Linked DNA regions of Homo sapiens: region 1 is linked to region 2. The links are chromatin loops, found by intact Hi-C in ENCODE. Cell type or tissue: OCI-LY7. All regions are shown on one strand. Links, peaks and the distances in the headings refer to the core of each region. The heading gives the core; the rest is flanking DNA.

The links. A loop is a pair of places that touch in the nucleus more often than their neighbours do. Peaks named below come from ENCODE experiments on the same cell type or tissue, not always from the same donor. Only the 100,000 strongest peaks of a DNase experiment are listed, where the experiment ranks them.
Region 1: it touches region 2 in a loop (7-fold over the local background); 9 of 110 quality-filtered maps call a loop at or near these places.

The regions. Positions count from the first base shown.
Region 1 is chr22:23,976,806-23,993,249 of GRCh38, reverse strand. It overlaps a transcript of DDT not described here, the pseudogene GSTT2 and a transcript of GSTT4 not described here. Among named protein-coding and RNA genes, the nearest start is that of DDT, 11 kb to the right of the region's middle. In OCI-LY7, for the core only: a CTCF peak has its summit at 8,666 (motif pointing left); a DNase peak (open chromatin) is centred at 8,659.
Region 2 is chr22:24,235,022-24,251,465 of GRCh38, reverse strand. GGT5 (gamma-glutamyltransferase 5) reads left to right here and starts at 6,384. Exons shown (of 12, transcript NM_004121.5): 1 at 6,384-6,913. The coding sequence starts at 6,741. It also overlaps the pseudogene GGTLC4P. RefSeq lists enhancers at 2,693-3,681, 4,824-5,379, 6,492-7,047, 7,048-7,603, 8,038-8,087 and silencers at 3,781-3,850, 3,591-3,885. In OCI-LY7, for the core only: a CTCF peak has its summit at 8,479 (motif pointing left); DNase peaks (open chromatin) are centred at 7,255, 8,185 and 8,535; H3K4me3 peaks cover 1,282 bases; H3K27ac peaks cover 1,381 bases.

The DNA of each region.
Region 1 (16,444 bases), core at 5,538-13,537, 260 kb after region 2:
CTCTAAAAAACAAGAGAGAAGAAGAAAAAGGAAACAACAAGAAGACCTCAACTAGAATATGAAGCAGCTAGGCCACATATGTCTTCAATGGAGAAAAGAGCTTTTTCTTGAGTAAATTGGAGTGTACCCATGTTCCTTGTCAATGATGGTAACTTTAAATGTCAAGAATGTGAGAGAGGCCAGGGGTGGTGGATCACACCTATAATCCCAGCACTGTGGGAGGCTGAGGTGGGAGGATCACTTGAGCCAAGGAATTCAAGAGCACCCTGGGAAACAAAGTGCGACCCCGTCTCTACAAAGTCAAAAAATTAGCCCAGATTGGTGGCATGCGCATGTGGTCTGAGCTACATGGGAGGGTAAGGCAGAAGGATTGTTTGAGCCCAGGTCGAGGCTGCAGTAAGCTAAGTTTGTACCACTGCACTCATTCCAGCCTGGGCAACAGCAAGACCCTGTCTCGAAAAAAAAAAGAATAGTAGAGACCAGGGGAAGGTGTGGCCCTGGGGTAGGCGCTGGGAGACTGGAGAACAACTGTTAGTGGTCCCATCACTGCCCAGAGCAGACAGTGCCCTGTCCACCCTCATGAGATCTTTGAACTCCTTGGACAGGACTGGCTATAAATGAAAATGTGGGGACCCTTATTTTTAACTTGTTAAGAATGTTAAGATGGCAACAGCAAAGCTTTAAACCAAGTGCATGGCCCTTCTGCGTTGTAGGCCCACAAGGCCGACACTGCTATTCACATCCTTGTATGGTCCCCTCCCCTTGAGTGTGGCTGGGGCCTGTGCTCTACTGCTTGGAAGCAAGGCTTATCCCTAAGCCTTATTTTCGGGAAGGTGGATTTGAGAGCTACTATCCCACATCCTTGCTTGGTGCCCTGTGAATAAATCTTTTCTCTTTTGCAAAACTCGTGTCATGGTGATTAATTTACTGTGCAATGCCAGGCACTGTTGGAAACCTCTGGATAGGCCTCACAGGGCCTCAGCCATCTCGGGGAGGCGTTAGCTAGAGTGTAACAAATATGACCCCAGCAACTGGGGAGGGACAGCTCATTCCTTCATGAGGTGTGGGGCTGGCAGCCCCGCAGGCAGTCAGCCACCCTTCCTCTCTGGCCTCCGTCCTGGGCACTGGGCCCAGGCACTGGGCAAGGAGGCTGCTGCACCTCCTTTCTCCTCTTCCTTTTTTTTTTTTTTTTTTTTTGAGACGGAGTATGGCTCTGTCGCCCAGGCTGGAGTGCAGTGGCGTGAGCTCGGCTCACTGCAAGCTCCGCCTCCCGGGTTCACGCCATTCTCCTGCCCCAGCCTCCCGAGTAGCTGGGACTACAGGCGCCCGCCACCCCGCCCGGCTAATTTTTTGTATTTTTAGTAGAGACGGGTTTCACCGTTTTAGCCAGTATGGTCTCGATCTCCTGACCTCGTGATCCACCCCCCTCGGTCTCCCAAAGTGCTGGGATTACAGGCGTGAGCCACCGCGCCCAGCCTCTCCTCTTCCCTTTTAGTGGGAAATATACCTGCAGCCTAGATTCCCAGAAAGGGGTGGTGAGAGAGCAGACACGCCACTGATTGACCCAAAGTTCTAGGAGCCAAGGGATGAGTGAAGAGGGCGTGGCCGGACTCGGGGCTCCTGGTGAGGTGCACCGCTGCAGGCTCGGTGACCCAGCAGTTCCTGCCCATCCCTCACCTACCCCCAGCCGTTCCTGTCCGCCGCCCCCAACCAGCCATTCCTGCCCGCAGTTCCTGTTCCCGGGCCTGTCCCCGGGTTTGTCCCCAGGGCCCGTCCCCTGGGTTTAGGTCTGCCCTCCGACGCCCCACCCCATTGCCCCCGCCATGGGTCTGCTGTCCCAGCCCTGCCGTTCAGTCTACATCTTCGCCAAGAATGGCATCCCCTTCGAGCTTCGCACAGTGGAGCTGACCAAAGCTGGGCTGGGCAGGCAGGCCCAGGGGATATTGGCCACGAATCCCTGCCTGTCCCCGCTGCTTTGCAGTCGGGCCAAGAATGCAGACTAACACGAAGAATCAGACTCTCCGGTGTGGAAACTATTACATAATTATCTATGTTATTATTTTTACTTTTTGGAGACAGCATCTAACTCTGTCACTCAGGCTGGAGTGCAGTGGCACAATCATGGCTCACTGCAGCCTTGACCTTCCAGGCTTAAGCGATCCTCCCGCCTCAGCCCCTCAAGTAGCTGGGACTACAGGTGCCCACCGACATGCCTGGCCAATTTATTATTATTATTATTATTATTGAGAGGAGGTCTTGCTGTGTTTCCGAGGCTGGCCTAGAACTCCTGGGCTCAAGTGATCCTCTTGCCTTGGCCTCCCAAAGTGTTGGGATTACAGGCATGAGCCGCCATGCCCCACTGGTTGTCTATTTTAATAGAGGCTTGATCTTTGCTTGTGAATACAAAACATTCTTCAAAATACAGGTTTAGAGAGGGCACAGCAGGCACAGAACGAGGGTAGGGAAATGGAGTGGGGCAAGAATATCTTCACCCCATGTGCTTGGAAAAAACAAACTGCCTCGTTGTTTCCTAAGTAAAATAGTCCCTGTCTACCCCTGCCTGTGTCTCTTCCACTTTTTTATTGTTTGTTTGTTTATTTATTTATTTATTTATTTATTTATTTATTACAGTGTCTCAATCTGCAGCCCAGGCTAGAGGGCAGTGGCATGATCCCGGCTCACTGCAGCCTTGACCTCTCAGGATCAAGTGATCCTCCCAACTTACTCCTCCTAAGTAGAATAGTTGGGACTACAGGCACGTCCCCGTGCCCAGCTACTTTTTTTTTTTTTTTTTTTGGTGTGTGTAGACGCGTGATTTTGCCATGTAGACCAGGCTGACCTTGAGCTCCTGAGCTCAAGTGATCCTCCTGCCTCCTCCTTCTAAAGTGTTGAGATCACAGACATGCACCACCATGTCTGGCCCTGGGTCTCTTCCACTTTTATGTATTTCTTGGCATTCTTCTGCCTTTTCTTTTTCCTGCATCTGACTTGCTCTATCCCATGGGGCTTCTCACCCAGCTGAAGGGGCTACTCCTAGAGGCTAGAGGCTGGAGGGCCCTGTGGCAGGGCAGTGGGGGAGGCCAGCACCCTCACCCTGAGCTCCAGCGTTTGCTGGTCTGGCTGGCATACAGAGATGCAGCTGGAGCACAATTCAGTGGAGGAGGCAGGGCTATAACTAAGCAGTAGGGCAGAGAGCAGAGCCAGAGCCCCCTGGGCAGGCCAGAGGGAGGACCCTGCTCAGCTGACTCTTCCCAACTGCTGCCCTTGGTACAACCAGCTTGAGTCACCTGCTACAGAACAGGGGCTGGACACAGAAGCAGTCTGTGGAGGGAGAATGGGCAGGGGTGTGCATGTCCATTCAGTAGAAGGGCAAAGAGGCCCACATGTAGGCCTATGATCAGACTGGAGCCTGGCTTGACTGAGGTCCTCTGATCCAAACACCAGGCACCTAATGCGGCCTCTAGCACTGGCCTAGAATGCTAAAGTGAGTCAGACCTGGGAACCCCCAGTGGGGAGGGAGCCTTGAGAGTTTGGCATAAGAAAGGAAGAAGAGCTGAGCCACCGGGGGCTGAGTGGCTGAATGGGGCAGGGATTCCCAGCAAGAATGAGGTTGGTCTGAGGGTTGGGAACATGTTTGGCTGGGACTCTGGGGTATTGACAGGTCACCCAGCCTGGCCAGTAGGGCCTAAGTCCCCAGCTGGGATAGGAAGCTGAATCAGAGGGGGCAAGCCTAGAGCCCAGGGAGGAGGCTGGAGGGGTCTGACCTATGGATGGAACTGGCTGGGGGTGGGGTGTGAATTACAGCTCCAGGGAATTGTCCTTGAGCCATGCTTCAAGGAGCTGGACACAGGAAAGATGGCCCTCTGATGGGGTCAAGGTCTGTGACCCAGTGACTAGCAGAGAGGCTTCCTCTTCCCTGATGCCTCCCAGATAGGGGCCTCAGAAAGCTGCTGCTGGGATTTTGGGGTGGGGGTGGGCAGAGACCTCAGAGAACTCTGGGTTATCCCCACTCACCTCTCTGATCTCTCCTGCAGGCCAGCAGCACAGCGATGCCTTTGCCCAGGTGAACCCCCTGAGGAAGGTGCCGGGCCTTGAAGGATGGGGACTTCACCTTGGCTGAGAGGTAACCGGTCCGTGGGCTGCTGCCGGGCCTTGTGGGGCCAGTCGGCTGTCTGTTCACTGTTGATGGCTTGGATCATGGACTGTGGGCCCTGCACCAGCCCCAGGGTGAAGAATGGGTGGAGGCAGGCAGTGGTACCCAGTGTTGACAAGGGTTATAGAAGTCCCCTCCTGCATTGTACAAGTGAGGAAACTGAGGCTGGAGGAGGGGAGGGACTTGCACAAGGCCAGAGGGCCCAGTCTGCTTCCGGGCCTCCTCACCGCCAGCCTTCCCCTCCGAAAAAAGGAGAGTGCTAAGTTTCGAGGAGCGGCTGTACCAGGCATCTTAGTGCTACCATTTTGCCCACAAATCCTGTGGGGCAAGTGCTGTTTCCCTGGAGAGTCGAGGGACCACTCAGCGAGCTTCAGTGGCTATTTGCTAAACATCCACCAGGGCCAGACCCCATTTAAGCCCTGGGGCTTGAGCAGTGAACGTGTCTACGTCCTTCTCCTCATGGATCTCACATTCCATTAATAGAAGGGGGAGCTGACAGTAACCCATGTAAACATGGAACATATCGGATGTTGATGGATGCCATGGAAAAAATAAACAGGGTAAGATTGGGGGTGTGTGAGTAGGATGTTGAGGGAAGACTCCCTGGAGGAAGTGGCATCTGAGCAGAGAGCTGTAGGAATGTGCAAGGCATGAGGAGAAGGGTGTTCTGGCTGGAGGGAAGAGTGATGGCGAAGGCTCCAGGTGGGACAATGCATGGGGTTCAGACTGGAGAGCAACGGGCCAGGGTGGGTGTAGTGAGCAGGAAGAGCAGGAGGTCACGACAGAGGGGAGCATGGGACACTGGGAAGGCTTTGGCTCTTACCGCAGGGGGATTGAGTCGCTGGAGTATTTTGAGCAGAGAACTGTGATCTGACTTACGTCATAAAGGATCCCCCTGGCAGGGGTGAGAAAGCCACTGCAGTCATCTGGCATGCAGCGCTGGAGCCCCAGACCAAGGTGGTGGTGGTGCAGGGTTGGTGGGGTGATGGTCGGTTCTGACTTTTCTTGAAACTCTAACTGCAGGGTGTGCTGAAGGGTTGGAGGTGGGTGGGAAAAATGAAAGCCAAAACCAGCCTCCAGGTTGGTGGCCGCATGGTGGCGTCCTTTACCGAGGCCACATAGTGCCTCCTTGGTGGAGCTGGATTCACATTCAGAGCCTGGGATCACTGGATGGTCCAACACCCATAGAGGCATGATGAGCTCTGGGGGTCAGACTGCACAACCCTTCACCATAGGTGAACAGGAGATGGGACGGGGTGGGGAGCAATGCTGCCATGTCACCTGGAAGGCTCTCTCCCTGCTGGCCTTGCTCCTGGCCCTGTCCATGCTTTGGATATGTTGGGGAGATACCCAACTTGCTCTCATTCTTCAGACTCACACTGGGTGCCCCTTCCTCCTGGAAGCCTTCCCTGAGCCCCTGCTGAAGTTCATGACATTTTGTTTCTTCCTTGCTGCCATTAGTTGAGATGATAATCTGGCCCCGTGTAGGGCTGTGTGACCCTGGGCAGTTACCTAACCTCTCTGAGCCTCACATCCCTCCTCTGCATCATGGGGATAGTGAAAATGCCCCAGAAAATGGCTGAAGAGTGTTCAGGGCATGTCTTCTGCCCCTGCCATGTCCCCCCAGTGTGGCTAGCTTGCTCTATATGAGCTGCATGTACAAAGCACCTGACCACTGGTACCTCCAGGACCTGCAGGCCCGCGCCCATGGGGATCAGTACCTGTCATGGCAGCACATGGCCCTGCAGAGTAGCTGCTGCTGGGCCATGTGGCAGAAGGTGAGCCATGGAGGGCAGGGACACCTCCCGGGATGCCCAAGGGATGCTGCTTTCACTTTACAAAATCCTGTTTAGACCTGAGACCAAATCCTGGAATGCCAGAGACTGCCTAATTCACCCAACTTGTTTCATAGGAGGGAAACCAAGGACCAGAGCCAAGGAAGGATTCCCCTAATGTGCCTTAATTCCACAGCTACCACCTGCACACTTACACTCACACACTGTTCGACACACAGCCACGCACACTCACACACACATCCACCCACGTCCACCCACAGTCACACGATGTATCACATTCACACATATACACCCACACACACAATCATAACATTTACACACAGTCACACAGTTAACTCCTGTACACACATATACACCCACACAATCACATAATTCACTCATATTCAACAGTCACACAACTCACTCACATTGACACACATACACACCAACCCCACACACAATTCACATACATACACACACATATACACCCACATACACAACCACACCATTCACTGACATTAATACAAAGTCATCACACAGTTCAGTCACACACACACACACACCTCACACACACAGGCACACAATTCACACCAACAAAATCACACAGTTCACTCACACACATACACCCACATACACAAATTCACACTGCTCAGTCACATTTACACACCATTCAAATTCACACACATATACACCTACTTACACACAGTTCACTCACACCACACACATATACACCCACATACACACAGTTCACTCACATCACACACATATACACCCACATACACACAGTTCACACACATCACACACATATACACCCACACATAAACAAAGTTACACAATTCACTCACGTTCACACACACAGTTCACTGACATTCACACACGTACACACGCACCACACACAGGCAATTCAGTCACATGGCCGAAAGCCATTCCTCACCTTGCTATGGTTCCCTTCCCAGTGTCACCTTAGCCTTTGGCCCTCAGCGTCCCCTTCCCATGCCTGGACTGCTGGAGAGCCCTGAACACACCCCATCTTCATGCCTCCAGCACTAGCCCAAGCCCTTCCCTCTGCCAAGAGCACTAAGTGCAACTCAAGATCACTTCTAGGGACCCTTCCCTGCCCCTCCTCCTGCCAGGTGACCTAAGGATCCTGCTGGTCCCGCTTGACAATGATGCACAGCATGGTTAGTTCAGCTGAGGTCGCTCTCCCAGACTTACTGCCACCTACACAGCACGGGGACTGACTGTTTAACTTTATTCTTTATTTCGTGTACTTTATTGGAGTGTCTGTTGAAAGCAAAACCATCCAATAAGGAACAATCCCAAGGCAGCCAGCATGGATCAAGAAGGCATAGGCTGTGGCCGCCATCCCCAGTGCCTGATGGGGAGAGGGGGTGGTAATGGAAAAGGCCCAGGAAAGCAGGCCAGAGTGTCCCCCAAAGTATGAGAAATCACTGGAAGAGAGAGCCAGAATGGGACCTAAGACAGAAGCCATCACCAGGCACCCTTAAGGCAGGACAGTTGCAATGGTTACTTGGAATACTTCCGGCTAGGAGTGGTGTTACAGGAAGTCAGTGACCCCAAACAGAGGGACCGGCTGAAGCCATGACAGAAGAACGTGGAGTGTGAAGATTTTATGGACATTTATTAGTTCCCCAAATTAATACTATTATAGTTTCTTATGCCTGTCTTTACTGCAATCTCTAAACATAAATTGTAAAGATTTCATGGACACTTATCACTTCCCCAATCAACACCCTTATGATTTCCTATACCTGTCTTTAATCTCTTAATCCTGTCAGCTGAGGAAGATGTATGTCGCCTCAGGACCCTTTAATAATTGCATTAACTGCACAAATTGTACAGGATGTGTGTTTGAGCAATATGAAATCTGAGCACCTTGAAAAAAGAAGAGGATAACAGCAATTGTTCAGGGAATAAGAGAGATAACCTTAAACTCTGACCACCGGTGAGCCGGGCAGAACACAGCCATATTTCTCTTCTTTCAAAAGCAAATGGGAGAAATATCGCTGAATTCTTTTTCTCAGCATGGAATGTCCCTGAGAAAGAGAATACGCACCTGGAGGTATCGGCTTATAAACAGCCCCCCGGGCGTGGCCTCTCTCTTATGGTCGAGACTGCAGAGGTGAGATAGACTCCAGTCTCCCATAGTGCTCCCAGGCTTATTAGGAAGAGGAAATTCCCGCCTAATAAATTTTGGTGAGACCGGTTGGTCTCAAAACCCTGTCTCCTGATAAGATGTTATCAATGACAATGGTGCCCGAAACTTCATTAGCAATTTTAATTTTGCCTCGGTCCTGTGATCCTGTGATCTCGCCCTGCCTCCACTTGCCTTGTGATATTCTATTACCCTGTTAAGTACTTGATGTCTGTCACTCACACCTATTTGCACACTCCCTCCCCTTTTGAAAATCCCTAATAAAAACTTGCTGGTTTTTGTGGCTTGTGGGGCATCACAGATCCTACCAACGTGTGACGTCTCCCCCGGATGCACAGCTTTACAATTTCTCTCTTTTGTACTCTGTCCCTTTATTTCTCAAGCCGGCCGACACTTAGGAAAAATAGGAAACAATCTACGTGATTATTGGGGCAGGTCCCCCAATAGAGTGGCACATGGTGGGCACAGGTCAGGCATGGGAAATAGGCCCCAAAGCCACAAGACATGTGGGCAGGTAGCGCAGTGTGTGTCTGGAACATCCTGTTTATTGGTCAGCAGTGACATCTACTGTCACATTTGAGAACTGCATCCACAGCCACATGGCCTCCTGTGAAGACCTCAGGGCAAACTGGGGAAACCTGCCCTTCTTGGAAGGTGATGCTAGGGGGGATGAGCAACACCTTTCTTGGAGGTTTGAATTCTTCAGGGCCCCTCCAGCATCTTGGTCTTCCTAATTCCTCCCTTGATCCCCCAGCCCTAGGGGTGGTAGCTTCTTGCAGTGTTTACCTCCGTGTTAATCTGGATTCTCTCTGTCTTCGGAGTTCTCTAATGCCTGGTTACCAATTCTTTATATCAAGTTCTCTCCGTTAAAATCATTGTGGTGGGGTCCATCCCATGGATATACATGGAGGTCTGTGTGACAATGTATAATCTTACTATTTGCAGTTATTACAAAACTGTCCTAGAAGACATGAATGCTTGTTAAAAGAAATCTTTTAAGTTTCCTAGACTTCAAAGACCGTTGCTATGCCCTGTGAAACATCGCCTATATCCTTTAACAGTTTGCAATTCGAATTGGTTACTTACTTAACATTTTGTTGCCCTGGTGATACAATTATGTTGACTCGTTATTGTGAGGTTACTTTGTTATTAACCATGATGAGGATTACTAGCACATACTTTTACTCCATATGTATAACACAACAATGTAGTAAAACCAATAACTCTTGGTTCTCTATTCAAAGTGTTTGGAATCTTTATTCTGTTTAAAACACTGATGACATTTGCCAATTTTTGAGTGTTCTTCATGTTACTGATTTGTAGGAGCTCTTTATATATTGCAGATTTAGTCTCTTACTGGTTATGTATGCTGCACCTGAGGAGTAGCAGCACTGCCAAGGACACTGAGTGTCTTGTCTGTGCAGAGCTTCACATGAAGCTGGAGAGAAGGGACTGGGGCAAGAGGGAAAGATAAAAAGGGGCAAGTAAGTAACAGAATGAATCCTTGTTGCTAATCTCCTGGCCCCCATCCCAGACCCTTCAGGGGATCCTGGCGATTCGAAGCAGCATAGCCTGATAGGCCTCTGGTGAGGGTGTTGGGAGGGTTTTCTTGGCCGCCTGTTCCAGGATGCTCAAGATGATGCTGTGGGCCTCCTGGCATAGCTCAGCACCCAGGAAAGCCTCCACTCATCCACGCCATGCTGCCAGTCGTGGCCGTCCCTCAAACAGTTCATAGCCGAGAGCCACCGGCTGTAGGGACAAGGATGAAAAAGTTGTGGGCATACAACTTTCCCAGTTGTCACTGCCGACCCGAATGCTGGAACCATGGGCAGAAGTATCAGAGACATGGTCCATTCCCCAGCCCCTAAGTGAATGGACCACAGGGGCCCAGGCAGTATGTTCAGCCTTAGAGCCCAAGAGCAGCCAGGGTGAGACCCCACACCCAGGCAGGAGGCAGAAGTTCAGGGTTCTGGCCCCAGATCATCCAGAGACTTGCTCTATGATTCTGGGCAAAGTTCTGGCTTTCTCCAGGCCTCAGTGTTTCTGTCTGCCTCATGGGTGTGACACGAAGAGGGACACTGCCCACAGGCTGAGCTCACACCTGCATCAGCTCCTCCAGGGCCATGAGATCAGCCAGTGTCACCTGCTGGCCAGCGAGGAAGGGCCTGTCCCCCAGGAACTTGTCCTCCAGCCATTGCAGGGCCTGGTCCATGGCAGTCCTGTTGCGTTCCACCTTCTCCTCGGGCACCTGGACCCCAATGAGTGGCCCCAACATCTGATGGGGGCAGAGAGTGGGTCAGTCTATGGCCCCGGCCTACTGCCAACTACTCCCTGATGGCCAATCACTCTCCAGATGGCTCTCCTCACCTGGACCCACAGGGGTATACCAAAGGTGCCACGGATGCAGTCGGCATGCCAGCCCAGGTACTCATGAACACGGGCACGAGCCTGCAGGTCAGATGGATACCAGTGGTCCGGCGTCTGGTACTTACAGCTCAGGTAAATCAGGATGGCCGAGCTGGGAACAAATGGGCAGTGGCTATAAGGACACTGGCACCAGGCATTTACCCCTAACTGCTCCCATCTGCCAGTGGGGCCCGGGGGCTTCTCTGCATTTGAAGGACTGCCCTCCAGCCTCGCCCTCCATCTCCAGCTCCCCAACACCACCCCCTCCTCCTACGAGTCTCCTCCTGTCTTTGTTGCCTTGGGCACCGACTCTTGGCTGGACCTTCTGCTTTGCATTTTGAGAACCTCATCTCTGTGATATGCCAGCAGCCGCCCTGTGAGGTAGACACTCCTGTTAGCCTTTTAGCACAAGAGAAAACTCAAGGTCAGAATGGTCAAGTGACTTGTCCGAGGCGGTGCAGCTCAGAATAGGCTCCCTGGACCCCTGGAACCCTGCATGGGGCTGGCACACAGTGGATGCTCCGTGGAGTCCCTTGCATGTCCACGCGCTTGGGTCAGGGATCACGAGGGGAGGAATGTCTTTGGCCCCCGTCTGACAGGCCCCCAGCCATCACCTCTGCAGCCACCTGACCTCTTGTCCTTTTCCTGCCCAGCAGCTGGACCTCACCATGAGCTGTGCCCTTGGGCCATGGCATTGGCCTCTAGGCCCGGCCTGGGTAGATTGGGTAGTCTGCGACAAGTCACTAGAGGCTCTTTTCAGCTAGCATTTGTTGAACAAATGCGCAACAGTGGAAAAATGTTCCCTTGTCTTCTCTTCTAATACCCTTCAGTCTGGGAGTGGAGAGGCCCTGCGGCTCAGAAAAGGCTGAAGATGAGAGGTGGGGGGACATGTTCTGTCAGCCCCTGCTCATCCCGGACACACCCCAAGCTGTACCTTCTCCCCAGATACCTCTCCTTTCTTTCTTTCCTTTTTTTTTGAGACGGAGTCTCCCTCTGTCGCCCAGGCTGGAGTGGGCTCCCTCTGTCACCCAGGCTGGAGTGCAGTGGCGCGACCTCTGCTCATTGCAAGCTCCGCCTCCTGAGTTCACGCCATTCTCCTGCCTCAGCCTCCCCAGTAGCTGGGACTACAGGCGGCCGCCACCACGCCCTGCTAATGTTTTGTATTTTTAGTAGAGACAGGGTTTCACCGTGTTAGCCAGGATGGTCTCGATCTCCTGACCTCGTGATCCGCCCACCTCGGCCTCCCAAAGTGCTGGGATTACAGGCGTAAACCACCGCGCCCGGCCTTTTTGAGACGGAGTCTAGCTCTGTCGCCCAGGCTGGAGTGCAGTGGCGCGATCTCAGCACACTGCAAGCTCCGCCTCCTGGGTTCACACCATTCTCCTGCCTCAGCCTCCAGAGTAGCTGGGACTACAGACGCCCGCCACCACGCCCGGTTAATTTTTTTTTCCATTTTTAGTAGAGACGGTGTTTCACGGTGTTAGCCAGGATGGTCTCGGTCTCCTGACCTCGTGATCCGCCCGCCTTGGCCTCCCGAAGTGCCGGGATGACAGGCGTGAGCCACCGCGCCCGGCCAGATCCCTCGCCTTTCCCCTCCCTCGCTGCCCCATGGGGTATGGGAGGGCCATTGGGGCCCGGGGCCAGTGGGGAGAGCCAAGGTCACATGGGCTCCGGATGCGGTGAGGGGTGAGGGAAGGAGGGCATCTTTCGGTCAAGATGAAATCACCATCCTTGAGCGTCGGCAGTTTCCCCAGGCTGTTGATCTGCAAGAACTCCTTGCTCTTGTGCTGCCCTGAAGAAGAAGAAGTCAGAAAAGGTCTTCAGAGTAAAAACGCTGCACCTCTACACCCTCCCTCCTCCTCCCCAAGCGGAGCCCCACAGCCCTGAGAAACAGCAAGGTCTGGGACTAGAGGCCTGGATCAGCCTCACTCCCTGGCTGGGCCTCCCTGCCCTGCCACATTCCGGGGCAGCTGGGGGGTTTTGGTGGGTGGGGCCAGGTGCAGCAGGTGGATAAAGAGAAGTTTTCTAGCCGGACTCTGGTGGGCCAGGGGAGGGGAGGCAAACTGGGGTGGCTCATCTCTTCCCATCTCTTAATTCTCACAACAGTATGTCCTTCTTCCCGAGGTCTTCTGGGCTTTGTGAATTTATATGCGTGCATTCCACGCAAGAACTCTGTCAACTCCATTCAGTATTTTCTTTCCATCCCTACAGAGCAGAAGGTAACATTATCCTCCTTTTCAGAAGGCAAGCTAAGGTTCAGAGAGGCTGTGATCCCTTCAAGGCCACTCAGTCCACAGCATTCTCTGGTGGCAGACGCTGCAGGAGGAGGTGAGGGGGCTGTGCGGGCGGCGAGACGCTCAGGGCAGAGCAGGGCGGGGGCCTGGGGGTGCACTGGGTTTGTGGACACGCGGGGAAACGGGCTGGGCCCACCTTTGACCAAATCCACGGTGCGCAGCTCTAAGGGGATGCCATTCTTCTTGGCGAAGATGTAGACGGCGCGGCTGGGCTGGGACACCAGGTCAAGAAACAGCTCTAGGCCCATGGCGGGGGCGGCAAGGACAGCGGGGATGGCAGTGAAGGCGCTGAGCGCGGTGTGGGCAGCAGCTGTGGCAGGATCCCGGCGCGCCGGGAAATAGGGGATCAGGCCCCACCCCCTGGGGACAGCACCCAATTGGAGCGCACCACCCCCGGACCCGCCTCGCCCCTTCGGTTCCTGTCCAGTCCTGCCGGCCAAGACTCCACCACCAGATCCGTGCGTCCCTACAGGGAGGGCGGTCGCTATGAACGCACAGCTGGGAGGGTGGAGTTGGAGCTGGGGACCCTCGACTGGCAGGGAGGACGCGGATGCAGGGGGCCGACTGCAAGGGGAAGGGGAACCGGCTGGACAGGGAGAAGCAGGTCTGCTTTTCGGGATCCCGGTGCCAGGGACCCTGCCCAGTTCCAGGCGTCGCCCTGACCCAGAAACGACTGGGCGCCGCCGTCCTGGAAAGGCCCCAGCGCACGGACATCTGAGGGTTCGTTCAGAGCTCTGTTTCTCGGCGCTGCATGGTGGCGGAAGGGAGGGAGCGAATGGGATCCCCTAAAAGGGATCTTAGAGTTTCACCCAGTGGGATGTGACACTTGCAGGTGTCCCAAACTGGTGGGAACCTTGACTGGAAGGCTGGGGTTAAGGATGAACTTTCTGCCGTCCAGACTGTCCCCTGCAGAGCAGCTGCTGCCAGACAGCGGGAGCTGCCAGACAGCGGGAGCTCCCACTTCGTGCACAGGATGGGGGCAGGGAGCCCGCAGCCGCGGGAGGCAGGAATGACTGTCCGGGAACCTCCTTTCTTCTCCCTGAATCCCAGCCCTGGCATCTCACCAGGGGGCACAGTGATGGTCCAGGGCTGGGCCCGGGACTCTAGCTGAATCTTTCAGAGTATCCCATCCCTCTGGCCAGTGGCCCAAGCGAGTGAACCAGAATGCTTCCTTGGGAGTTTTGAAACTGGAACTGGAGAGAGGAGCTCCCTATGGGGAGGTAAACGGGAGCTGGGGCCACCTGTAGTGACATTTCCTGAGTTCGAGGAGTAGACGAGACTGAGAGAGAAAAGCTGACTCAGAGAAAGGGAGTGATAACAGGGCATGCTGGCCCACACCTGCAATCCCAGTTACTCTCACGGGATCTGTTTCTCTGATGTCTGGGTATGAAAGGACTTTCTAAGCCTCAGAACAGTGGGAGAACTCAACAAAGAAAAAACCAATACATATACAAGGTTACTTTGTGGAGGAAAAAATGGATTAACCTTAAGCAAAAAACTGGGAAGGATCTCGGTAAAAGATACGTCAGAAGGAAGTAATGTCCTTTAAGATGTTCTTAGAAACCCATCAGACAGGTAGGGTGTGGTGGTTCACGCCTGTAATCCCTGTACTTTGGGAGGCAGAGATGGGCGGATCAGTTGAGGTCAGGAGTTTGAGACCAGCCTGGGCAACACGGTGAAGCCCCGTCTCTACTAAAAATACAAAAATTAGCTGGGTGCGGTGGCACACTCGGGAGGCTGAGACAGGAGAATCACTTGAACCTTGGAGGCAGAGGTTTCAGTGAGCTGAGATCATACCACTGCACTCCAGCCGGGCCACTGAGCGAGACTGTCTCAAAACAAACAAACGAACAAACAAAAAGAAGAGAAACTCATCAGACGAAGACACAGGAAAAAAATGAGCGAAGGAAATCAGCAGAGGTTTCATTGAAGGACAAAGAGAAATGGTCAATACATGGATGAAAACATGTTTAACTTCAGTAATAATCAAGGAAGCACACACCAACACAACATGCACATACTGTTTTTATTTATCAAAGGCACACATATTTTTGAAATGAGTACTCCTAATTAATATGTACAGAGCACTTACCCAGTGCCCAGCACAGGGGTGGCACCCTGTGTGTGAGACAGCATGAAACAGGTAGACACGCGCCCTGCTGAAAGTAAGGGACCGCCTCTCTGGAGGATCCATCGGGCAATAAGGAGGTTTCCACACCTTAACTGTGTCTGCCTTGACCTCTGGGGCCTGGGAGCAGAGCCCCCTCCAGCTGGTGGGGAAGGAAGCGTGGTGTGTTTGAGGACAGAATGGAGAGAAGTTGAGTAGAGCAAGTGTAGACTCTTCCTATCCAAAGTGTGGTCAATGGACTGGGAGTATCAGCATCACCAGGGAGCTTGTTGGAAATGCAGAGGCTCAGGCCCCACTCTGACCTTACTGATTGGGAGCATAAACTGTAACCAGATTCCAGGGAGGATTCATACACACATTCCCGTTTGATAAGTGGGGGGTAGTAGGAGGTGAGGTGAAAAGTGGGGAGGGGATGGCTACCGCACTGGAGAAGGCTGGCTTTGTGTTGAGGCCTTTCTCATGAGGGCAGTGGGGAGCCATGGAAGGCTTTATGCAAGAGAGGGTACGGGCAGATTGAGATTACAGAAGGATCCCACTGGTTGCCTTGTGTGAGGACCCAGGGAGAAGGGGGAGGCTGTCCCTGTTTGAGTAGGAGATGAGAGCTACTGGTGGCTATGAGTGGAAAGAAGTGAGCAGAGGTGAGCAGAAATCCCAAGGACTGGTGATGATAGGATGATGGTGGGAACCAGGATGGGCTTTGGGCAGACCCTGACCCCTCTCTCTGCCTGTCGGCCCACCAGATAATAATCCCTGTGTTCCTGGGCGAGTCAGTGCCACCCGAGATGTTGGCGGCCACTTTGGCTGAGCTGGACGGATGCCTGCAGCTGCTCGAGGACAAGTTCCTGCGGGACCAGGCCTTCCTTACTGGGCCCCGTATCTCTGTGGCTGGCTTGGTGGCAATCACGGAGCTGAGGCATGAGAGTGCCATGGGGTGCGGTGGCCCGCTGGGCAGTGGTGTATCCGGGAAGGGAGCTGACATCCCAGCTCATGTTGTCTTTTCTGGCTGTGGGACCCTGTGTGAGTCACTTCTCCTTCTGAGCCTCAGTGTCCTCATCTATAAAATGGGGCTTTACAAACCCCTCACCGCAGCTATATTAAGAGGCTTCCAAGTGTCCCCAGGGAGGGGGACATCCTAGCCCATCACACACATGGTGGAGGAGGGAAAATCCAATCAGAGAACCCCTAAAGCAGGTCATGCTGCCTTACACTTGGCTATGCCCAGCCCCTCCGCTGACTCTGTCTTCCCCTAGCCCATCAGTGCTGGCTGCTGAGTCTTTGAAAGCAGACCCACGGTGGCAGCATGGTGCCCAACACGTGGAGGCTGCAGTGCGGGAGGACTTCTTCCAGGAGGCCCTCCCAGCTGTCCTGAAGGCCAAGGACCTGCCTCCAGTAGAACCTGCTGTTAAAGAGAATCTGAAGACCTTAATGCAGCTTTTCTTGCTGTGAGTGCGTGTCCCACACTTGCTGAGCCACTGAGGGGATGCTGTGTTGGTAGAATAAAGACATGGAGCT
Region 2 (16,444 bases), core at 5,339-13,338:
AACGGATTAATAAGCGCAGCCAGGTACCCGCGCGAGGCACTTGCTGGCAATGGCGGGAGGCGGACGTGGGGGGTCATGCAATAGGTACTGGAAGGAGAGAGGCGGGCACAAAGGTTGCGGGAGGAACAGGTGCCCACAATGGTGGCAGATCTGCCCGTGGATCACTGAAGATTCCTGCTCTCCTGCTGAGGTGGAGATTGCAGTGAGCTGAGATCGCACCATTGCACTCCAGCCTGGGCAACAAGTGCAAAACTCAGTCTCCAGATAAAAAAAAGAAAAAGAAAAAAAAGAGGCCGGGCGTGGTGGCTTATGCCTATAATCCTAGCACTTTGGGAGGTCGGGGCAGACGGATCACGAGATCAGGAGTTGGAGACCAGCCTGGCCAACATAGTGAAACCCCGTCTCTAGTAAAAATACAAATTTAGTCAGACATGGTGGCACGCGCCTGTAGTCCCAGCTGCTCCGGCGGCTGAGACAGGAGAATCACTTGAACCCGGGGGCGGGCGGGGAAGGGATTGTGATGCGCCGAGATCGCGCCACTGCACTCCAGCCTGGGCAACAGAGCCAGACTCTCTCTCTTTTTTTTTTTTTTTTTTTGAGATGGAGTCTCCCTCTATCGCCCAGGCTGGATTCCAGTGGCCTGATCTCAGCTCACCGCAAGCTCCGCCTACCGGGTTCACGCCATTCTCCTGCCTCAGCCTCTGGAGTAGTTGGGACTGCAGGCGCCCGCCACCACACCCGGCTAATGTTTTGTATTTTTAGTAGAGACGGGGTTTCACCGTGTTAGCCAGGATGATCTCCATCTCCTGACGTCGTGATCCCCCTCCCAAAGTGCTGGGATTACAGGCGTGAGCCACCGCGCCCGGTGTTGAAACTCCCTTGAGGCATTTTCTTCGGCCTTCGGGTCCATCCTCTGTCTCCTCCTTGACCTCCTCATCTCCTCCTCGCCACTGCCTTGGGGACCTTGGCCAGGCTCATGGCATCCAGCAGCCACTCAATGTCAATACCTCCATGTTCATCTCTCAGCCCGCCCTTGCCCGTGAACCCATGCTTATTTATTTATTTTTTTATACGTGCACCCATGCTCTTCAGGTCTGATGAAGTATCCAGAATCAAGCTCCTGACCATCCCCAAACCTGCCCTTTCTGCAGGGTTTACCTCGCTAGTCGGCACCATCCTTGATTCTTCTCTTTCTCCCACCCAGGCCATCATCTCTTGCCTGGTTGATACCCACAGCCTCCCCTTTGGGCTTTATCCTTATCCCCGTCATAGCTGCCAGAGGGACCCTGTGAAAACACTCCCCAGCCTGCTCATTCCTCTGCCCTAAGCCTGCATGGCACAGAGCAAAAGCCAGTTGTTATGGGACCTAGGAGGTCTTGTGGGATGGGCCCCAGCCTGCATCTTCATCCTCTTCTCCCCACCCCACTCCATTCACTCTTTGCCTATCGCTCACCAGCCTATACCACCTGCCTCAGGGCCTTTGCACTGACCATTTAGGCCACATTCCAGGCTCTTTTCACACGTTGCCTCCTCTGAGAAGCCCTCCCTGACCACTCTGCCCATACCTCATGCCTCTTGATTCCCCTTACCTGGCTTGTGGTTTCAGCACTTTCCCTGTGTGTGTTTGTTTTTCTTGGCATGAGGGCAGGACCTAAGTGTCTGTTCCCTGTTGATTCCCCAGTGCCAGGCATGCAGTGCAAACTCTAGAAATATTTTTTGCATGAAGGAATGAGTGATTGAATGCAGCAAGGGTCTGGAGGCTGAGGACCAGGCAGACAGACATTCAGAGTTGCTGGAACGCGACAGAGACAGGGAGTCAGACTGGTCTTGCAAGATCCTGGGCCTGCCCTTGGGTCCTGGGGAGCCACGGAAGGTTGTGGGTGCCAGAGGGTTGTGATCAGAGCCACAGTCAGGGGCCTTTTGAGACCTGTGCCCCCTCCCCACCCTCCCTCCCCACCTCCTCAGGCCAGCTCTGGGGTCTCGGCAGGTGGTCCGCAACATGACCTCTGAGTTCTTCGCTGCCCAGCTCCGGGCCCAGATCTCTGACGACACCACTCACCCGATCTCCTACTACAAGCCCGAGTTCTACACGCCAGTTGATGGGGGCACTGCTCACCTGTCTGTCGTCGCAGAAGACGGCAGTGCTGTGTCCACCACCAGCACCATCAACCTCTAGTAGGGGCTGCTGGGCCGCCTGGGTGGGAAAGGGCCAGGGGCGGGTGGCCCAGGGACTGCCCACTTATCCAGTAAGGTGGCTCCGTCACCTCTTTTCCTGGTGGGAAACTGAGGCCCAACCTTGGTAGCTTATCCTGGGCCTCTCAGTGAGTATGTTTGAGCCTCAGTGGGTGGATAGGGACCAGGCTGGGCCAGGCAAGGTCGGGCACTGTCTGACCTGGCTGGGCGGTAGCTTTGGCTCCAAGGTCCGCTCCCCGGTCAGCGGGATCCTGTTCAATGATGAAATGGACGACTTCAGCTCTCCCAACATCACCAACGAGTTTGGGGTGCCCCCTCACCTGCCAATTTCATCCAGCCAGGTATGGGGTGGAGGTCCGGGGGTGGGGGACTGGGGTGGAGAGGGGCGGGTGTCCTGGGCAGGCAGCTGACGGGCATCCCTGTCTTCTCCCATCGGCCATAGGGAAGCAGCCGCTCTCGTCCATGTGCCCGACGATCATGGTGGGCCAGGACGGCCAGGTCCGGATGGTTGTGGGAGCTGCTGGGGGCACACAGATCACCACAGCCACTGCACTGATATGTGTCACAGCTTTTCTCCCTGGCCGTGCCCACCCTGCACAGCCCCCAAGCCACGCTGATCACACTCCCATGCCCCAGGCCATCATCTACAACCTCTGGTTCGGCTATGACGTGAAGCGGGCCGTGGAGGAGCCCCGGCTGCACAACCAGCTTCTGCCCAACGTCACGACAGTGGAGAGAAACATTGACCAGGTGGGCCGGGGGTTGGAGAAACTGAGTCACGGTGTGGGGCCCCAGGGCATCCTGGGCTGGAGGCCTGGATCATCACAGAGTGGACAATGGTTGGTGTCCTCTCTCTAGTGCCTGGGCCATCTGGAGCCCCTGTGACATGAAGGCCAAACCCCCTGCTCCAGTGAGACCCAGCAGGCCCCAACCTGCTCTTCCTGATGACCTGGCCCGAAATGGCACCACCTGGGCTGAGGCCTGTGACCACACAGATGTGGTTCAGGTGGCATCTGGAGCCTTGCTCAGGCTTCCCCTCTCCTCCCACCCCCAGGCAGTGACTGCAGCCCTGGAGACCCGGCACCATCACACCCAGATCGCATCCACTTTCATCGCTGTGGTGCAAGCCATCGTCCACACGGCTGGTGGCTGGGCAGCTGCCTCGGACTCCAGGAAAGGCGGGGAGCCTGCTGGCTACTGAGTGCTCCAGGCGGACAAGGCTGACAAGCAATCTAGGGACAAGATACTCACTAGGACCAGGAAGGGGACTCTGGGGGACCGGCTTCCCCTGTGAGCAGCAGAGCAGCACAATAAATGAGGCACTGGAGAGGCGGGATTCGGAGATCTTCACGCTGCGGTCGCTGGAACTAGCCTCAGCATCTTCAGCATGGGGAAAGCCAGGCACGTGGCTGGGGGCCAGGGGAAGGTCCATGCCAAGCCCTGCCCCTTCCCACCCTGATCCCTCAGACTTGGGGCCAGGCCCTCCCTTCCCTGGGCTGGGCAGCAACACCACCTAGGACCAGCCACCAGAGGGTGCAGCGACCCCGGCCCTTTCTTAGGCAGAGAGTGGCCAGCTGATGCCGGGAACCCGGGTGCCTTCTCAGACCCGTAGGCGTCCAGCTCACCCTGCCGAGGACATGGGAGGTGAAGCTGAGGTCTGAGGAGTGGGGATTGGGCAAGAGGCTGGAGGAAAACATCTCAGTCAGAGCCAAGCCCCTGGGGGGTTTCCAAGTTTAAGCCCAGAGTGAAACCCAAGCTTGTGATCCTCTCCAGAGGGAGGCCTGGTTCTCAGGGAACAGCAAACTGGAAGAGGTCCCCAGATCCCAGGGATCAGGGCTTGGACCAGCCGGGGATGCAGCCCAGAGGGAGTGGGTTTGGAAGGGAACAACTAGACACAGCAGCCTTCACCATCAGCAGCCCCTCCAGGCCTCCCTCGGGGCCTGCTCCCTCCTCCAGGCACAGTTCCAACACCTGGGGCAGGATTCTGGGAAAGGCTGGTGGAGATAGGCTGGTGAGGGGTGGTGGTCACAGCCCAGCACCAGGGGCACTCTGGATATCACCAGGGGCACTCTGGCCAGGGCCCAGGTGAGGCCAGGTCGGGGCTATCCTTCAGGAGCCCCGAAAACCTGGTGATACCAAAGGGCCCACAAACAGGGTTTTGTGCCTGCAGAGTAGAGTACCACCGGTTCTGAGCCCTGGAGGGCTGTGTCTCTGGGGCTCCCAGTTGAGTGATGTACGAGTCACTCCTCAATCCTTATTTTATTTATTTAATTTAAAAAATTATTTAAACAAATAGAGATGGGGTCTCACTATGTTGACCAGGCTGGACTTAAACTCCTGACTTCAAGCAGTCCCCCCATCTCAGTCTCCCAAAGTGCTAGGATTACAGGGGTGAGCCACTGCACCCGGCCTCAATCCTTATTTCGGCCTGAGAGGAAAGGCCGTGGCCCCATTTGCAGGGGAGAAGACTGAAGCTGGAGGGGCAGGCCTTGCTCTGGGTTGCACAGCAGGAAGAGAAGTGGGAGCTGGCCACGAGGCTTCCTGGACCCGACACGCTGGTGGGGTACACCCTGGTTCTCCAGGTCCCGTGGGGCTCAGCCCAGGACTACCTCGGGGGGTGAGGGACTTAAATCCTCTCCTTCATTCTCATCGCCCCTTCCCCCATCATTTCCTGAGGAAGGACATTCAGGGACCTTCCTGGCTGTGCCTCGGGTCAGGACCAGAATGACACCCATTCCTTTCCCTGGGCCTTTGCTCAGGCGGTCCCTGCACCCTGGCCTCTGCCTGACCAGGATGGTGGGGAGAGGAGGGGGGACGTCCCCCACGCTGCTGTCTCCACTGTTCCTGCTGCCCAGGCCTCTGAGCTTCCAGGACTGCAGCGGGTGGGTGGGTGGGCTGGCCTAAGCCCAGGAATGCACTTCAGCTCCTGGTTGAGCAATGTCACTGAGGCTTGGGAGTCGGGTGGGGGCGGGAGGAGGCATCCACAGGCCCCCCACCGCGAGAGGCAGCCGTGGGAACAGCCTGCCTCTAAACAATCATTCCAGTCCAGGCTGACCAGGGGCTCTGGCTGGACATAGGGGCCTGGCAGGCTGTGTGGCCTGTAAGGACACAGTCTGTCTCTGTGCCTCAGTTTCTCTGCTGCCCAGATGGGGGGGCCCGGCTTCCAGGTGTAGACATCTGGAGCAGGCAGTGTTCAGCTGGGGAGGAAGCGGGGAGGACTGTGGGGGCCACGTGGGAAGAAGTCCAGCCCACATCACCTGCACCCCTGCTGAGCCTGGTCAACAGAGCCCCTCAGTGGGTCCTCACTCTCCTGGCTGCCTCCCATTTAGGCACCCTGAGGCCTGGGGAGAACAGAGCCAGGCCAGTGTCCCTAGAGAGGCTGCGCTGCCAGCACAGTAATAGCGGATTTGGATTCAGGGAAGCAGACCCGCAGCTAGGGTGGGAAAGAGCTACAGGCAGGGCGTGGCCTCCACACAGCCTCCCTCCCTGGAGGTCCATGCTGCATTTCCAGGACAGCAAGTCCTGGACAAATGGTCCCGGATGCCAAGGGCTAGAGGCATGGTCTGTCTGCATTCCCCACATGGGCGTCTTGTAGTCACCAGCATTTGATGCTGTCAAGTCCCCCTGTCCTCTGTGCAGACTGGGAAGCCCTTGGCCACCCTGGGGAGTTGTGGGACCCAGGCCAGGCTGCAGAAGCATAAGGACTTGAACCCAAGTTTTAAGTGACACCACCTTGTGTCCCCCTCCCTCTGCCTCTGTTCAGCTCCACCTTGATGCTGACTAGGCTGGGCCATGAGGAGAGGGTTAGGGGATAGAGATGGGAGCTGGGGAGCAGGGCTCCACTCTGGGAGGGGGGCAGCCTTGCCGGATCCAGGGGAGAGAGTTGAGCGGCCCCAGCTCTGCTTTCCCAGAGCTGCCGGGAACCCGGGGAATGGTGTGGAGGTTCCAGGGAGCCCTGCCCCTACCTGGCAACCGCAGTGCAGCAGGCACCAAGTTCTCCTGCACATTGCGACAGTGTGACCCTGGGCTCTGGCGGGCGGTAGGTGGGGCCTTTGGACCTACTAGCAGTGAGGGAGTTAACACAGCAGCTGACTCCTCTAGGCAAGGAAAACTCCCCTCAGACGCTTTGCTGCCTGGCCTCCTGCCAGCAACAAGCAGGAGCTGAAAACCAGAAGTTGAGGCGTGAGTTTGGCCACTCCGTAGTGTGCACTTGGTGAGGGCAGCAGCTCGCCACAGCTGCCAGCCATCTGTCCATTCACCCATCTGTCCATCTGGCAGCCCGCTGTTCAGACCTGTCTGTCTGTCCGCCCATCTGTAAGCCCATCTCTGTCCCATTGTCTATCTGACCATCTTTCTCTTACTGTCCTCTTTGTCTAGCTATCTGGCCTATCTGTCGATCCATCTTCGTGTCTGTCTTCAGCCCCCACCTGTTTGTCCATCTGTCCAATTACCTGTGACTCTGTGCATCTTCTTGTCCATTCATCTGCCCACCCATCCGTCCCTCCGTCTGCCCACCAGCCGCCCCTCTCCTCCTGGGCTGCAGAGCCATGGCCCGGGGCTACGGGGCCACGGTCAGCCTAGTCCTGCTGGGTCTGGGGCTGGCGCTGGCTGTCATTGTGCTGGCTGTGGTCCTCTCTCGACACCAGGCCCCATGTGGCCCCCAGGCCTTTGCCCACGCTGCTGTTGCCGCCGACTCCAAGGTCTGCTCGGATATTGGACGGTGAGTGAGACGTGGGAGGAAGCTGGGTGGCCCTTGGCAGCCAGCCCCTCCTGGAGAAGGCGTGTGTGTGTGTGTGTGTGTGAGTGAATGTATGTGTGGGTGTGTGTGTGAGTGTCTGGGTATGTGTGATTGCATGCATGTGTGGGTGTGTGTGAGTGTATGTGAGTGTGAGTGTGGGGAGTGTGGGTGTGTGTGAATGTGTGTGATTGTGTGTGGGTATGTGTATGTGTGGGTGGGTGTGTGTGTGTGTGTGTGTGCACGTGCACTGGCCCAGGAAGCAGGAGCCGTGTGTGTGTGGGCTTCAGCACCTGCAGGTCTTGGGCGCAAGGAGGCAGCCTCAGGGCCCTTGCACAGAACAGGTGGCAGGGTGTGCTCGTGGGGCAGATGGGGACTTGGGGACAATGGTGGTGTGTGAGTCCACGCCTGGCTCCAGGATTCAGGAGGCCCATTTGCATATCCCAGGTGGGAACCTGTCTGGCCCCGCCTGACCCTGCTGGCCGGTGCAGGCCCCTTCAGTGAGGCCAATTCTCCAAGGCTGCGGTCTTCTCCCAGGGTCATGGGTGAAGGGGTTTGGAGGCTCCCTGCGTGGGTACTGGCCTGCTGGGGTACACACAATGCTGCCATAGCCAGTCTGCCCCAACACCCAGCCTGGGGCCACATCTCGGGTCTCTCAGTCCTGAGGAGCCCGGTGCCCCACCCCTCACATCCTCTCTCCCTGAGTCAGGGCCTGGGTCTCGTGAGCTGAGTGACTGATACTTGGTGTCCTGGATGAGGGCGTGGTGGAGAGGGGCCACAGCGGGTGTTTCCTGACCCTCTTCCAGGAAGCCCAGCCCAAGGGAGGCCTCCGCTGCTGCTGCTGCAGAGGACACATACAGGATGCCCCTTCCTGCTCCCTGCCTCCCACTGGGCCCACAAAAGCCAGGGCAAGCCTCCCCTCCCTGCCAGCCACCTGGTCTGCTTCCCAGAAGTTCTGTCTTGCAGGCTGTTGGGAGGATCCCAGTGCTTTGTAAATTAAAGCAAGGGAGGAGTGGCTGCTCTCTCTCTCTGTTCATTCATTCACCTTTTCATTCATTCCTTCTTCCCTCCATTCCCCCATCTGTCCATCCTTCCCTGCCCTGATTTCTCATGCCACCCCCCGCCCCTCCTGACCTGGTCCTTTGGTTTCTCTTCAGGTCTTTCTGTCTCCTCCCACAGGGCTGAGAATGGCAGCTCAGGGACAAGTCGGGGCTGGGGACTGCTTAGTCTCCCCAGTGGCTCTCAGGGGATTTGAGGGATTGACGCCAGCCGCCACCCCAGGCTGTGCCCCTCCTCTGCTCAGGAGGACATTCAGGATGCGACACCCACTTAAACTCGAAGTTGCAAAGATGCAAATGAGACTGGAGTCTCAGGCACCAGAGACCACCCGTGGGCATGTGGCCTTTGGGAGTGGGGACCTGCTGCCACAAATTTCTAGGTGGAGTCTGGACCTGCTGGGTCTCCCTGAGTGACTGTCTGGGGGTCTCCATAGCGTGCCCTGCTGTGTGCGTGACGGTCACTGGTTGGGTAGGGGTCTCTACTCTAAAGCTCCCTCTGCTGGCATCCCCTCAAACTGTCCCTTGAAGAGAGAGGATGTGGTTTGCCCCAGTGTTTTGTCAAACAACTCTCTCCACTTCCTGTCTTAAGAAGCTGGGAGTGGAAGAGAGCCTGGGGCTGGCCCCAGCTGCTGCTGCGGAACAGGGGTCATTGGACACTGGGACCCTGGCCGGACTGGCTGGGGGGCCTCAGGAAGAGGCCTGCTGCAGCGTCATCCTGGCCAAGATCCCTCCTTGCAGAGGCCCCTGGCCACACTGCCACAGGGTCTGCTGGGGCCACCAGAAGCCCATGCTCCTGACTCCATCATCTCTCCCCTCTGTGCTCACCTCTCACCAGGAGGCCCTCCCAGAGTCCAGTCTCCTGCTCTTTTTTCTGTTTTGTTTTTGAGATGCTGTTTCGCTCTGTCACCAGGCTGGAGTGCAGTGGCATGATCTCGGCTCGCTGCAACCTCTGCCTCCTTGGTTCAAATGATTCTCCTGCCTCAGCCTCCTGAGTAGCTGGGACTACAGGTGCTAGCCACCACGCCCAGCTAATTTTTGTATTTTTAGTAGAGATGGGGTTTCACCATGTTAGCCAGGATGGTCTCCAACTCTAGACCTCGTGCTTTGCCCACCTCCGCCTCCCAAAGTGCTGGGATTACAGGAGTGAGTCACGGCACCCAGCCCCATCTCCTACTCTTTCAGCACTAGGTTTTATTCTTGGGATTCTGCTACAGCCGGAGCCCCTGGGTGCAAGCTCCTAAGCTTTCTGTGAGTGTGGACCCAGCACCGTGCCTAGTAGACATACAAAAGGAGCATGGTGACAGTGAGGTCTGTTATCTCCAGCATAATGACTGTTTTGATCCTTGTAAAAAAGGTGATTTTTGGCTGGGTGTGGTGGCTCACACCTGTGATCCCAGCACTTTGGGAGGCTGAGGCGGGTGGATCATTTAAGGTCAGGAGTTGGAGACCAGCCTGGGCAACATGGTGAAACCACGTCTCTACTAAAAATACAAAAATTAGCTGGGCATGGTAGCGGGTGCCTGTAATCCCAGCTACTTGGGAGGCTGAGACAGGAGAATCACTTGAACCCAGGAGGCAAAGGTTGCAGTAAGCCAAGATTGCACCACTGCACTCCAGCCTGGGTGACAGAGCAAGACTTGGTCTCAGGAAAAAAAAAAAAAGAAAGAAAGAAAAGTTTATATTTTTGTTCTAATGGTTATCTTAATATCTTCATTCTATAATTATATGTTTTATATAATTATAATAGCTATATAAGATATAATACCCCTAGTATGTTGTTTTTTGGATATTCTACTCGTTCCTGATGGTTAATTTATGTGTCAACTTGGCTAAGCTCTGGTGCCCCGTTGTTTGGTCAAATACTTGTCAATATCTTGCTGGGAGGTTATTTCATAGATGTGATTAACACTGACAGTCAGTTGACTTTAGGTAAAACAGATTACCCACCATAATATGGGTGGGCCACCTCCAATCAGTTGAAGGCCGTAAGAACAAAAACTGAGGTTTCCCAGAGAAGCAGGAATTCTGCTTCAACACTATAACACACAAACCCTGCCTGAGTTTCTGGCCTGCTGACTGCTCTACAGATGTTAGGTTCCAGACTTCGAGATCAACTCTTACCTGAATTTATAGCCTGCTGGCTTGCCCTACAGATTTTAAACTTGCCAGTCCCCAAAATCATGTGAGCCAATTCCTAAATAAATCTCTATGTATAACCTATTGGTTTAGTTTCTCTAAAAAAACTTCTATATCCAGTTTCCTGGATGTTAAGTAATACTGAAACTAGCTAGTAACCTCGTGTTTTTTTTTTTTTTTTTTTTTGAGATGGAGTTTTGTTCTTGTTGCACAGGCTGGAGTACAATAGCACGATCTTGGCTCACCGCAACCTCCACCTCCTGGGTTCAAGCGATTCTCCTGCCTCAGCCTCCTGAGTAGCTGGGATTACAGGCATGCGCCACCACACCTGGCTAATTTTGTATTTTTGGTAGAGACAGGGTTTCTCCATGTGGGTCAGGCTGGTCTCAAACTCCCGACCTCAGGTGATCTGCCCGCTTTGGCCTCCCAAAGTGCTGGGATTACAGGCATGAACTACTGCACCCGTCTCCTAGTAATTTCTTCTTTTCCATGATGTGTCTCTTATCTCTAATAATACTTTTCTTCTTAAAGTCTACTTCATTAAAAATAGTTATGCTGGGCATGGTGGCTCATGCCTGTAATTGGCACTTTGGGAGGTCAAGGTGAGTGGGTCGCTGAAGCCCAGGAGTTCAAGACCAGCCTGGGCAACATGGTGAGACAAAAAGTACAAAAATTAGCTGGGTGTGGCTAATATAATTCTAAGTTGGCACACTTGTAGTCCCAGCTACTTGGGAGGCTGAGCGGGGAGAATCGCATGATGCTAGAAGGGAGAGATTGCTGTGAGCCAAGATCACGTCGCTGCACTCCGGCCTGGGAGACAGAGTGAGGCTCTATCTCAAAAAAAAAAAAAAAGTTATACAGCTTTCTTGGTTAGTGCATGCATGATATATTTTTCATTATTTTCCACCTTTCTGTATCCTTACATAAAAGGCATTGGGTTTTACTTTATTTCCAATTACTTTAATTTTTATTGATTGTCCTTTTAAAAGTAGGTGATGATTTATTTGGGTTGAAACCCACCACCAACTTGTTTTCCATGCCTATTCTGTTTCTTCTTATCTCCTTTCACATCTTGTTTTGCATTTATTATTTTTATTATTCAATTTCCTTTTTCTCTATTAGTTTCCTAACTGTGCAGTCTTGGGGTTATTTTAAAAGATGACAGTAGATTATTTTAGAGCTTACAACATGCATCCTTCACTTATCAAAGTCTAACATGAGCTAGTACTTTTTTTTGTTTATTTGTTTTTTCTTGAGATAGAGGGAGTCTTGCTCTGCTGCCCAGGCTGGAGTGCAGTGGAGCAATCTTGGTTCACTGCAACCTCCACCTCTTGGGTTCAAGCAATTCTCCTGTCTCAGTCTCCTGAGTAGCTGGGACCACTGGTGTGCACCACTATGCCCGGCTAATTTTTGTATTCTTTTTTAGTAGAGACAGGGTTTCACCATGTTGGCCAGGCTGGTCTTGAACTCCTCACCTTAAGAGATCTGCTTACCTCGGCGTCCTAAAGTGTTGGGATTACAGGCGTGAGCCACCACGCCCAGCCTATGAGTTAGTACTTCTATCCTCTTCCTAGTCAGTAGAAGAACCTTGGAACAGGAACTAAATTTACCCCCAGTGACTTATATGCTAATATTTTTGTGTATTTTAAATATATGTGTGTGCATAGATGTATCTGTGTGTTTTTTGTGTTTTTATTCTTATTTATGTTGAGAGTGTAGAGCTATGTAAGAGTAAAGAGAATTGTGTAATGAAGCCCCGAGTATCCATTCAATTTCAACAACAATCTTATGGCCAAGCTCATTTCATGTATACTCTTTCCTGCTTCCCTCTACCCTACATTATTTCAGTGCAAATCCCAGATATATAACTTTACCCATACATATTTCAGTATGTTTTATTTTAAGCCCCACAAGATATCATTTTCTATACTACTATAATTTTATACCAATAACGTTCATTTAGATTTACCCACACGTTTACCTCTTCTGTTACCCTTTTTTTTTTGAGACAGAGTCTCGCTCTGTCGCCCAGGCTGGAGTGCAGTGGCACAATCTCGGCTCACTGCAAGCTCTGCCTCCTGGGTTCACGCCATTCTCCTGCTTCAGCCTCCCGAGTAGCTGGGACTACAGTCACCCGCCACCACGCCTGGCTAATTTTTTGTATTTTTTAGTAGAGACGGGTTTCACTGTGTTAGCCAGGATGGTCTCGATCTCCTAACCTCATGATACACCCGCCTCGGCCTCCCAAAGTGCTGGGATTACAGGCGTGAGCCACCACGCCTGGCCACCCTTTATTTTTATTTATAAAAATATCTTTGGGAAAAAATATCTTTGGGCACATGGTCAAGGATCTCCTGAGGACTGTGTCATGGGCTATATATATATTATATATATATATATATATTATATAATATATATTATATATATAATATATATAATATATATATATATAAAATATATAATATATATTATATATATTATATATATAATATATATAATATATATATATAAATATATATATATATATATAATATATTATATATATATAAATATATAATATATATTATATATATATATATATATTCCATATATATACACACACATATATATATATTCCACTTTCACTTTTTTTTTTTTTTTGAGACGGTGTCTTGCTCTGTCGCCCAGGCTGGAGTATAGTGGCGTGATCTCAGCTCACTGCAACTTCTGCCTCCCGGGTTCAAGTGATTCTCCTGTCTCAGCCACCTGAGTAGCTGGGATTCCAGGCATGAGCCACCACGCCTGGCTAATTTTTGTATTTTTTTTTTTTGAGATGGGGTCTCACTGTGTCGCCCAGGCTGAAGTGCAATGGCACGATATCTGCTCACTGCAACCTCCACCTCCCTGGTTCAAGCAGTTCCCCTGCCTCAGTCTCCCAAGTAGCTGGGATTACAACAGGCGCATGACACCATGCCCTGCTAATTTTTTTGTATTTGTAGTAGAGACAGAGTTTCACCATATTCGCCAGACTGGTCTCAAACTCCTGACCTCAAGCAATTTGCCTGCCTTGGCCTCCCAAAGTGCTGAGATTACAGGCGTGAGTCACCGCGCCTGGCCTTTTTTTTTTTTTTTTTTTGAGACGGAGCCTCACTCTGTCCCCCAGGCTGGGGTGTGGTGGGAAGATCTCGGCTTCCTGCAACCTCCACCTGCTGGGTTCAAATGTTTCTTGTGCCTCAGCCTCCCAAGTAGATGGGATTACAGGTGCCCACAACCACACCTGGCTAATTTTTGTATTTTTGGTAGAGATGGGGTTTTAACCACGTTGGCCAGGCTGGTCTCGAACTCCTGACCTCAGGTGACCTACCCACCTTGGCCTTCCAAAGTGATGGGATTACAGGCGTGAGCCACCACTCCCAGCCTCCATTTTTAATAGATGACAGTTCTTTGATAAAATTCTTATTTCTTTATATCCTTGAATATAGATACAAAGTACTTATTTTAAAGTACATGGTCTGCCAATTTCATAATCTGGAGATCCTATGGACCTTTTTAAAAGTTGTCTGTGCTTTCTCATGAGCTTTGTTCCTGCTGTCTTATTTCCTTGTTTGCTTGGTTGTTTTTAATTTGGCACTGGAGAGTATGTATAAAAATTGTTAGAGGCCGGGTGCGGTGGCTCACGCTTGTAATCCCAGCACTTTGGGAGGCCAAGGCAGGCAGATCACGAGGTCAGGAGTACAAGACCAGCCTGGCCAACACAGTGAAACCCTGTCTCTACTGAAAATACAAAAATTAGCTCTGCGTGATGGCTGGTGGCTGTAATCCCAGCTACTTGGGAGGCTGAGACAGGAGAATTGCTTGAACCCAGGAGGTGAAGGTTGCAGTGAGCCGAGATCGAGGCACTGCACTCCAGCCTGGACAACAGAGTGAGATGCTGTCTCAAATAAATAAATAAATAAATATAAAATAATTTGAGGCCTAGGGATCTGAAATTCTGGGATCTCCTTTATGCATTTGAGTGACTGAGATGATTTGAAGCTGGATCCAGTGCTCCTGAGGGCTGCTCTATTTCTAGTTGACTCCTAGAGTAAGAAACCTGCACCCCACGTGTGGGGCATTATGGCATCCCCTCCCTCAGCACATGAGTAGGTCAACAGCACTGCTCTAGACCAGGTGTGGTGGCTCACGCCTATAGTCCCAGCTACTCAGGAGACTGAGGCAGGAGGATTGCTTCAGGCCAAGAATTTGAGACCAGCCAGAGCAATATATTAGGTTGGTACAAAAGTAATTGCGGTTTTTGCCATTAAAAGTAATGGTGACCCTGTCTCAGAAAAATAAAAAGCAAAAAAAAAAAAAAAAAGAGAGAAAAGAAAAAAAGAATCCCTGATCTATTTCTCAGCCTCCTCTTCAGGATTGGCCGTCACCTTGAGGGGAATGCTGGCCTTGCCTGTCTCCAGCCCTGTACTTCTCTGCCTCCTATGCCTTTAAGCACATGTTTTCTATTTGCTGGGCTTTTCTAGTTCTCTGAGGGAAGTGTGGTCTGAATTACAGTCTCCCATTACCAGGAAGTCTGATTTACGTTTAACAGATTTTTTTTTTTTTTTTGAGATGGAGTCTCTCTCCGTTGCCCAGGCTGGAGTGCAGTGGTACAACCTTGGCTCACTGCAAGCTCCGACTTCCAGGTTCACACCATTCTCCTGCCTCAGCCTCCTGAGTAGCTGGGACTACAGGCACCCGCCACCATGCCCAGCTAATTTTTTGTATTTTTAATAGAGATGGGGTTTCACCGTGTTAGCCAGGATGGTCTCAATCTCCTGACCTCATGATCTGCCTGCCTGGGCCTCCCAAAGTGCTGGGATTACAGGCATGAGCCACCGCGCCCGGCCTTAACAGATTATTTTTTTAAAATGTAAGGGAGCAAGGCCAACGCTGGGGCCTGGGTAGGAGGCCATTGCAATAACCCAGCTGAGAGAGGTTGGTGGCTTGGACCAGTGTGGTGGAGATGGAGGTAGAACCTGCATCCAGAGTCACTGGTGGGTTGGATGTGGGGAAGGAAGAAAGTGACCAATCCAGGATGGCTCCAGGGTGTAGGCGCTGAGCAAAAGGGGGAGTGGTTGTGTCAATTTCTAAGACAACGAGGACTAGGAGAGGAGCCATTTCGCAGGGACGGTTGGAAGGAAAATCAAAAGTACAGTTTAGGTCATGGTATGTTTGAAATGTTTCTTAGACACCCAGAGTGGGTACCTTGTGCATAGCTGGGTATAAGTGTCTCGAGTGTAGGGAGAGGACTGGCGGAGTTAAAGTCGGGGAGTTACCATCACACAGGTTGCATCTCATGCCATGAGCCTGGATGGACTCACCCAGGGAGAAGATATAGATGCACAAGGACCATGGACCAAGCCTGGGGCCCCCAACATCAGGAGACCAGGGAGGTGGGACGAAAACCAAAGCCTGGCAGGGTGGGCGAGGTGGGTGCAGGGACCTGGCCCATTCCCTCTTGGGGCTTTGGTTTCCCCATCTGTAACCATTTACCCCATTTTGCCCTGGAAGCCAAGACAACTGACTAGGCTGGAAGCAGACAGGTTGGGGAAGCAAGGGTGCACTCCATTTAGTTAGGAAGTGAGGCCTTTGTCTGGGATGGGAGTTTAAAGTGTTTTTTCCCCCAGTTTGTCATTTGGCTTTGTTTATGGTGTTTTATTCTTATAAAAATTAGTGTTTATGCCTGACTTGTTTATTTCATTTTCTGGCTTTGTGCTCTCTTTCCTGTTCCAAGATTACATGTGTCCCTGTGGTGCCCATGTGTGCCACGTGTGGGCCCAGAGAGGGACATGTGGCTCAGGAGCTGGGGTGGGTTTGTGTCCAGATGGACATGCTAGGTCAGGACAGACACCTGAGCCAAAGGAGGGTGCTAGGGCCAGAGGTCCCACGGGGTGGGTGCAGGGACCCAGGTCCATTCCCTCTTTGGGCCTTGGTTTCCCCATCTGCAACTGGGGCTTAAATGCTGGCTTCTGGCCGGGCACAGTGGCTCACGCCTGTAATCCCAGCACTTTGGGAGGCCGAGGTGAGCAGATCATCTGATGTCGGGAGTTTGAGACCAGCCTGACCAACATGGAGAAACCTCGTCTCTACTAAAAATACAAAATTAGTCAGGCGTGGTGGTGCATGCCTGTAATCCCAGCTACTCGGCAGGCTGAAGCAGGAGAATCGCTTGAATCCGGGAGGCGAGGTTGCAATGAGCCAAGATAGTGTCATTGCACTCCAGCCTGGGCAAGAAGATTGAAACTCTGTCTCAAAAAAAAAAAAAAAAAAAAAAAAAAGCTGGCTTCTTGAGGTGCTGGGGAGGAAG